Regions from separate parts of the Homo sapiens genome. Here region 2 is linked to region 1. The links are chromatin loops, found by intact Hi-C in ENCODE. Cell type or tissue: mammary epithelial cell. All regions are shown on one strand. Links, peaks and the distances in the headings refer to the core of each region. The heading gives the core; the rest is flanking DNA.

Region 1 (4,388 bases), core at 194-4,193:
AGGCAAAATGACAAGAATGTAAACAGTGCTTAGAAAGTCCCCTTCTTCTGGTGCCTGTGGATGAGAATCACAGTAAAAGCATGGAAGAGGCAGGAGAAGACAAGGCACTAGCTGGTCATTATGCCCCTGGGGGCCTGTGGCTGCCCAGAACTGGGGCAAACCAGCAGCCTGGACACCGGTTATGGTACCAGTTCCTTAGTTCTCTTCCAGGAACAAGGGCTTGGAGCCTGCAGCCTTAACTTCCCAGCTTCCCTCTGGGAGAGCCCTGCAGAGTTCCTGTTGCCAGCTTTGGATTCTTGTTGGAGCCATGCGACTCAGTGAGGAGGTCCCAGCTAACCAATTTATGGGAAGATGGAGTAGAGACAATAGCGGGAACCCTGTCCTGTGCCTGGCCCTTGCCCTGAGGTGTTTGGCAACAGCATCCACAGAAATCACTAGGTATGGGGTCTTGTGGGATAAGATTATTTTAGGGTGGAAAAGAGTTCTGTGGTTAATAACACAAATTGAAAAAAAATGGTGTAAATGATTGACTTGGTGTCAGTTGGCTAGGGCACCCCTCATGAGGGGGACATGAGTCTATAAGGCTTTATTGTTTTCTTCATCAAGTGTTGACTGAGTGTCTAATCCATCCCAGGTACTATGTTGGGTACCTGACTTGGTGGTGACTGTATGCCGGCTGGGGAGAAGGAATACGAACAGGTGAACCACAGTTGAAGAAGGGGTAACAAATAGCAGACAGGGTGCTTTGGTGAGAGTGGCCAGTGACTCAGATGGGGTAGTCAGGGAAGACTTCTCTGGGGTAGTGCCTTTATACTTAGACCAGAAGGGTTAGGAGGAGCCAGTGTACAAAGGGTGGAGGGAAAGGAATCCCAGGCAACACAACAGCACAGGCTAAGGCTCTAAAGCCAGGAAGGGCTGGGCTCGGGCTACACAGAGTGGTTTGAATGAGTGAGGGAATACAGGCATTGAAGATGCACATGCAGGGTTTCTTTGACTATGTGTCCTGGGTAGTAGGGGGTGGCTTTGGGGTTAGGATGATCATGGGTATACAGGATGCAAAGAGGACTATGTGTGTACCCATCAGAGACCTTGGAATGGACATGCCCTAGATTAAGCACAGCACCCATGCAGCAAAATGCCAAGCTCTTGGCTAAGAAGCTGAAAACCATGGCTCCCTAAGCACTTGTAGAAAGACAGTGAATTAATGCAGCCTTTCCTACATCCACCCGCTTCTCCTGCCAGCCATCGTCAGAGGCCATTCTCATAGTTCGCCCTTTTCTTATGATCATTCATATTCTTCAAAAATATTCTTATATTTCCTGCAGTCTCATTTCTTTAGGTGGCCCATAATTGCTTGGAGAGAAAGCTGTCAGGAGGCCCAGCTCCAGTGCCAGAAATTCTGTGAAGCCTTGTCCAACCTCATAGTCCTTGCTGAGGCCTGTATTCTCTGGCCTGTGTCAGCTTGATTCTCTAAGCCACACACTGTAGACAATTGCTACTCAAAGTTTGGTTTCTCCTTTCTCCTCCCTTTTCCTTGACTGGTACACTCCAAGCTCACTTAGTCATGAGAATGGACGGACATTGCCAGCATTCAAGAGGTCAGAAGTGTGGCAACATTGATTGAGGATGATGCTTCCTTCACATGGGGTGGGAGAGAGCCTCCAGACACAGTGAGTTCCCAGGAACCAGCCGGGTTCATCAGGAGGGTGCTGCCTTGGAGAAGGATGACTCCAGGACAAGGGATGACCCTGAACAAAAAGTGCAGTCACTGATGGAGTGGAACTAAAAAAAAAACAACAACAGAACTCTTTCTTTCAAAGCAACTGACTGTTATTAAGCACCTACTGTTAGCTCAGCCCTGGCCAGGTTCCAGGGAAATGAGAGAAGGTGCTCATTTCAATGTCAGGACCACAAGGTTTGTTTTTTAACGGTGGTTTGCTTAGAGTCAAACAGAACTGAGAACATCCAGTCCCCATCTTTGGATTGAGCCTGTCATCTTTGTGCGTGTGTATGTGTGTGTGTGGTGGGTGGAATGGGGGGCATAGGCAGAGGAGCTCATTTTTTGCTTCCTGATTGCTTTAGGCCTATTTATTGATCAAGAGCTTTGTTTGCTCAGTTTATTCACAGAATAATATACATATGTTGGCCTACTCCCTGCCTTCCTCTCTGGCGCCACTTCCTGACACCCCTACATCCATGCCAGTTATCAATATATTGCCTTTCAGCTCCAAATCTACCCTTATTTTCCTGCTTGTTGATAATGGAGGTGGGCTTTGTAAATATTTTTCCCTTATTGACAAAGAGCATTGGAGGGACACTGGAGAGAGAAGGGGTTTCCCCTTCCTGGTTCCCATGAGCCTGGTCCACCAGGCTCCTACAGAGCATGCTTTCTCCAGGCTTAGGTCCTGAGAGCATGTAGTTTCTGCTGTGCTAGGCTCATGCAGTGAACTCCTTTTCCCAATGCCTTGCTCCTGCAGATGGGGCTTTTTGAGCTCCTATAGTGCCCAGTGACTCACAGCCCCCTCCCTCTCAACCATGTCCTCTGGCAACCTTCCAGTGGAATGCCACACTCATCCTTGTGAGTGGTTTCCCCCAGGACTCCCTCAGGTGACTGTACAGTGAGTTCCTAGGCATGGCATGTGTGGACACCTTCCCCTGACACCTTAGTAGGCAGATTCCCAGCAAGTCCTACCAGCAAGTCATCTGCCTTCATTAGTTTTTTCTCATCCAGTAGGCCATGGCTATCCCCTCTCCAAGATCTTAATCCCAGCCCTAGTGGGAGGAAGAGGCTCTTCTGTGGGCATCAATCTCAGCCCTAGGGGTAGTGGCTGCTACCTATATCTGCTGTTCTTATATTCTTTAACTCTTACCAGAGTTAATTCTGCTCTTTTATTAATAATTCTTCATATTAAACTTTTTTTCTGTTTGAAAATTGCTGTGTGGTTTCTTTGTCCTCATTGGACCTTATGGGCAGAACTTTGAGGAGTGCATTTGCTTGTCCACTAGTGTGAAATGAAAGATAGAAGTATGGATCTACATAGATTTATAGGTAGTTGCTAATGGTTTGGCTGGATAGACAGGAACTTGGAAGGAGCAGGATTGGAAGATTAGTGATAATAAAGTCTGGGGAAGATATATATGGATGGATCTCTCTCATAATGGGCACAAACGGTGAAGATATTTGAGTCCCGTGTGAATGCCCAAAGGGCATCATTACTGTAGAAGAGATTAATAATCAGACAAAATAACATGCTCAGAAGCTGTCAGCCTCTTCCCTCAGCCACCCTAGTGCTTGCTCAATGGGACCATGAACAAAGAAGCCAAGTTGGCAGGGATGGAGGCTATGCAGGAGCTTAACAGGGTGGACTTCCCCTTATAAAGGCTGTACTAATACTATAGCTGCGTGCCTAACCTATCTACAGCAGAGACTAAACACTGAGCCCCTGATATGACACCATTCCCTGGGGGTGAGTAGACAGTCACCTGGTGGCAGATTGATTACAATGGACCTTTTCTATTATGAAGGAGGCAGAGATTTGTCACCATGAGAATAGATATGTATTCTAGAAATCGACTTACCTTCTTTGCACATAGTGCTTCTGCCAGCACCACCATCCATGGATTCACAAAATGCCTATCCACCATTATGACATTCTCCATAGCGTTGCTTCTGATCCAAGAACCCACTTCTCAGCAAAGAAAGTGGTGCAATGGATTAATTCCCATGGAATTAACAGGTCTCACTATATACCCCATTAACTGGAAGTGGCTGGGCTAAATGAAAGGTGCAGTCACTTACAGAAGACTCAGTTGGAGCACCATTTGGGATTAAACACCCTGAAAGGATTGGGTTCTGTCTTAAAGGACATAGTATATGCTTTGAGTCAGAGACCATAATATGGCGTTATTTCCCCATAGCCAGAATACAAGGGTCTGGGAATCAAGGGATATAAATAGAGTTACATCTCTTACTATTATGTCTAGTAATCTATGCACAGAATTTTAGCTTTACACAGGAGCTACAACTATGATTTCATTAAACTGAAAGAAGGATCTGGTCATTTTGGGCTTAAGGACTGTGATAGTCTGAATGTGTCTTCAAAATTCATGTATCAGAAATTTCATCTCCAATGCAACAGTGTTGGGAAGTAGGGCCTAATGCAAGGTGTTTAGGTCATGAGGCCTCCACCTTAATGAGTAGATTAACACCATCATAAAAGGGCTTTTGTGGTGGGTTCACGCTCTTCCACTCTTCTGCCATGTGAGAACACAGCGTTCATCCTCTCTTGCCCTTCCACCTTCCATGGGAAGACATAGCAAGAAGGCCCACACAAGATGCTGGCACCCTGATCTTGGACTTTCCAGCCTCTAGAACTGTGAGAAATAAA
Region 2 (4,388 bases), core at 284-4,283, 84 kb before region 1:
CTTCTACAGCCTCCTTGAATTGGAATAGGATGTCAAAGGCCCATATCGCATTACCACTCCTCTGAAGTAGCTAATCCCTCACTTAAAGCACATGCCAACCACATTGTCAAGGAAAAGTTTGCCTCAGTCCTCTTGGAAGTGCAGCTGCCTGGCTGACTTTTATTTTCTTGAAACCAGAACCTGATGCTTAAATCGTCTGGGGAATCTCATATGGGCAGACACATGGAGAGAGGGACAGTGTTTTTTATTTAGTTCTTCATTCAACAGATGAGTCTCCAAAATACCTGGTGCCTCCCAGCGAACAATCTGACAACATCAGATCCAGGCTGCAGGGAAGGCAGGCCAGGCTGGAACAGGGGATTTTAGGGTACTCTATGGGGTTAAAGAGTTACCATAACTTCTAAAGGGCCCAAACTCACTTACGAGTTGGTGATCCAAGCGGAGAGGTTGACTGATCATTCCTTAGCCGTCATATATACTTTTCTGCTAGGCCCTGTCAGTGGGGTGATTATACAGTATATCAGCCATACTCGGACTCTTTTGAGAGTGAAAGGGAACATTCTTCATAATTGCATTGGGTCAATTACCATAAACCAGGACTGTCTCAGGCCAACCAGAATATGTGGTCATCCAACCTAGGAGTGTCCAAAACTTTTAACACTGCCCAGGACAATTTAGCTTCTCTAAACCTTAAGTTCTTCATCTGCAAAACAGGACTTATAGTGGAGTTTGGTGAGAAAGAAAGTGCGGTTGTTGCTATTGTGTTGGTTAAACTTTGCTCCCCTCAAAATATGTGGAATCAGCAGGATTGGTACCCTAGTAGCTATAAATGAATTGAAGGGTATGCTTTGTCTCGTACTTTTCTTGGCTTATGACATTTTTTTTGGCTGTACCGATGTGAATACCTAACTCCAGTCTATCTTTGCAGGCCATTATTTCAGGGGAAAAAAGCCTTTGTGATTTAGAAATGATTCTTGTGTGAGCACTGCCTTTAAATAACAATGGGTTGAAAGAAAGAGCTTGTTGCTTCATCATCCCCGTTGCTCTGGGGGAAAAACTTTGAATATTAGATCAGAGTCTCATCTGCATCTAATTAGACATGCCTACCACTCATCCCGGAATATCAACTCTGTCCTCATTGTGAAATGGGGCAGATTATTTGAAATCCAGCTTTGAATTGATTTTTTACCCAACAGAAGATCATTTTGCTTCTAACCAAAGCGTTGAGTTGAACTTGACGACATCATGGTCATTTTGCGTCTTCAGTGTATTTGGTGTTGGGGGAAAACCAACCCTGCTGCTCCTCTACTGAAGTGGAATTTGTGTCTACCAAATGAGAGCTGGAGCAGCCGTTTCACAGCTCCGGGGCTCCCTTTCTGGATCGGGGGGAGAGGCTCTAGAGGAGCATGTGATTTCTGCAGATGTCTGCCTGTAGGAGACAGAACTAGACACCAGCAAAACAAACCTGGCTGAGGCTGGTTGTTCGTGTGGCCCAGGTTAACTGGGTGATTAATCTCCATTTGATAAACAGGGGGTCAGCCCTGAGCCGGAGCATGAGAGCACAGTGGAGCATCCTGTGGGCTGGGGTGGACAGGAACTGTAAGACACTGTGTACTTCAGAGAGCAGACAGTCTCCTTGCAGCCCGACACACGTGGGTTTGAATCCTGTCTCTTCCACCTGCTAGCTGTGTGAACACGAGTGATGTGTTCACCTCACTGAGCCTTGTTTTCCTCATCTGTAAAATGGAGCTTCAATAGAACACCCCCGTTGTGGTCGTTACCAGGATTCAATGAGATAGGGTATGTAAGGCCCTCCACACAGGGTCTGGCTCACAGTAGGTAATAATTACACTAGTCCTTGTCGCTGTCCTCATGCAGCCTCGGGGAACTTGGAAAGCTCTTGGCTGAGACACCCGGACTCTTGGCTGCCCTCTGGTGGTGAGGCTCAGCGCGGACCTGCGTGGAGGAAGCTGGGAAATGTTACTTTGAAAGCAAGAAAATAGCTTAGGGTTTTAGTGCTTTCTTGAAGACCTCCAAGAATATCCATGTAACTTTTCAAAAACAGGAGGAGAAGAAAACACCCCAGGGGCTCTAAAAAGCAGCACGGTGTCTTCCTTGTGTGGAGGTTGAGCAGGAAGGGTTGTGTGGGCTTCTTTGCCTTTGAGGTTCCGGAGGCCCCCATCACGGTGTCCTGGCAGGACAGGCAGAGAGAAGGGAGCTGGGCGAGAGGGGAGTGGGGACTGAGGCTGGGGCTGGGCTCTGTGGACATGCATCTGGGGCATGGCCGATGCTCCCGGGCCTCCTCTAAATCCCCCAGTGTTCTCTACTTCTCTGCCCCTGGTGCTCTGCCGCAGCTAGCCCATCTCATCGCACATGGGCGTGGCGGCCACGGGCCATGTGAGAGCCAGGATGGAATCAGCACCTTTTTTTTTTTTTTCTTGCCTGATAATGACTTGCAATCTGCCATGAGCCTTCCCAGGACTGACAGATGTCTTGATCAGTCTCCTCCTCTGACCCTGGGTGAGACACCCGCTCTTTGGGGCTGCCCCAGAGTCTGCCGTGAGTCCGTCTGGCAGTCAGACCAACAGGCAATTTCAGGCAGCTTCTTTGCCTCCCTGTAGACTGAGTTTCTGGAGGGGCCATCTCCAGCATCCAGCACAGAGCAGATGTTTAATCATGCAACAGTAGCTGGGTGAATGAATGGTTGAACTCTGTCCTTGAGGATAAAGGAGCACAGCCAGTCATACCTCTGTTCCCCATGGTGCCCAGCAGAGTTTTGCACATAGCAGTAGCTCAGGAATGCGTGAAGAAAGCATGTTCTCAGGGATCTCCCTATGATCCTAATATTAATTCAACTGTGTTTGAATACCTCGTAAGTGCTATCATAGATTCTGGGAGGTTTTTACAAAGCAGCATATGACACAGCTCCTGGTTTCTAAGAAGGGCTTCTTCTTAGATGCTCAGGTTCAAATAAAACTGTTAAACTGTAGTGCAGATTATGTAATAATTCAGGACCAAAATGAGTCACCTATATGGATATTAGAGTTGATACTGGAGGCAGGGTTGGCCCCATGGGTTTGTGACATGTGAGTTGCACAGAGCATGTCTGGAAAGGGCCCCATGCTTGGTTTAATGCCCTGCTGTTGCCGTCTAGAAATTCTTAATAATTTTTGAACGGGAGGCCTGCATCTTTTTTTTTTTTTTTTTTTTTTGCACCTAGGCCTGCAAATTATGTAGTCAGTCCAGGATGACCAGGAGAAGCTCTGAGTGGAGTAGATCTGAGAGCGGTCAGGTGAGGTGGAGGAGTTGAACTGCAGGGCTAGGCTGGAGCTCTCTGAGGACATGGCCATGCTGGTGTCAGCCCACTACAGCACCAGGGCCTGCTCAGGACGAGCCTATGGGAAGTCAGGGCAATGGCATTTGGAATCAAAACAAGCCTAACTGTGAGGATGCAGTGGCTCCAGTGGAGGTGGGGCCTGTATGTGGGCCGGGTCTGCCCTGTGTGCAGAGGAGAAGCTTGCTCTTATCCAGGGAAGCCCATGAGAGCCACCAGTGCAGAGCCCGCTCTGAAAGGCCACCTGGCCTTGCTTTGCTGCACTGGGATTACTCTCTTTCCTGGAAGCTGGCAAGTGGACACTTCATAGGGATACTGGGAGGCCCAGAGAAGAGGTACAGGAAACAGGTCTGTAGCCGGGGAGAGAAGATTCTTCCCTGGAGCCTCGCACAGTTCTAGGCGCCTGTGGGTCCTCATTTGGTGTTTGGTGAAGTGTTTGGGCTCAGAGTCTATTCTTAGTGGTCAGGTTAATCCCTGTCTGCGGGAGGAAAGGGCCCAAGCTCTCCCTGGAAGCATAGCCCAGCCTCTGTTGTCCTGGGACCCCATCTCTGTAGGGAATGGAGATATTTACATGCAGACTCTCCACCGTTTCTGCGCTTTGACCAGCTGAGGCTTGACTTCCAGGACTTCCTCTACTGTCCTAAGCAAAGTGCTTCACTTCTCTGGGCACCTGCCACATAGCGCATTGTGGGAGTGCAGACAGAGCATGTGGGGCCAGTGCTTGGGTGAGTGCCCGGATCAGTGGCTGGACCAGTGTGAGGTGACACTGTTGCTGTTATTAATGATCCAATCTGTAACTTGGGATGTCAGAGAAGGGAGGGACCATCGGGGCCAGCAGAGTTAGAGGAGGGTGGCCTAGCACTAGAGCCACAGGCAGGACGAGGAGAGCCCCAGCAAAGACAGGGAGTGTGTATGGCTTGTTTACAAGCGGCACCCCACGGCCTGTGCTGTCTTGGAGCAGCTTTTGCTCTCGGTGGCCGGGGCTCTTCAGCCAGCTTTGTACACTGCCCTTCCCTCCTGAGGCTCCACTGGTGCTGCTCTGAGGCCAGGCAGG

The links. Hi-C counts contacts between places; a loop is a spot of excess contacts. Peaks named below come from ENCODE experiments on the same cell type or tissue, not always from the same donor. Only the 100,000 strongest peaks of a DNase experiment are listed, where the experiment ranks them.
Region 2: a loop joins it to region 1, with 4 times the contacts of the local background. A loop is called at or near these places in 1 of 110 quality-filtered maps.

Annotation. Positions count from the first base shown.
Region 1 is chr5:135,648,776-135,653,163 of GRCh38, forward strand. SLC25A48-AS1 (SLC25A48 antisense RNA 1) reads right to left here. Exons shown (of 3, transcript NR_027127.1): 2 at 3,580-3,686; 3 at 1-1,748. It also overlaps a transcript of SLC25A48 not described here. Among named protein-coding and RNA genes, the nearest start is that of SLC25A48-AS1, 3.0 kb to the right of the region's middle. In mammary epithelial cell, for the core only: no CTCF peak of the experiment used is centred there; DNase peaks (open chromatin) are centred at 1,566 and 2,576; H3K27ac peaks cover 1,603 bases.
Region 2 is chr5:135,564,425-135,568,812 of GRCh38, forward strand. No RefSeq gene overlaps it. Among named protein-coding and RNA genes, the nearest start is that of CXCL14, 12 kb to the right of the region's middle. RefSeq lists enhancers at 744-1,264, 3,895-4,388. In mammary epithelial cell, for the core only: a CTCF peak has its summit at 1,934 (motif pointing left); no DNase peak of the experiment used is centred there.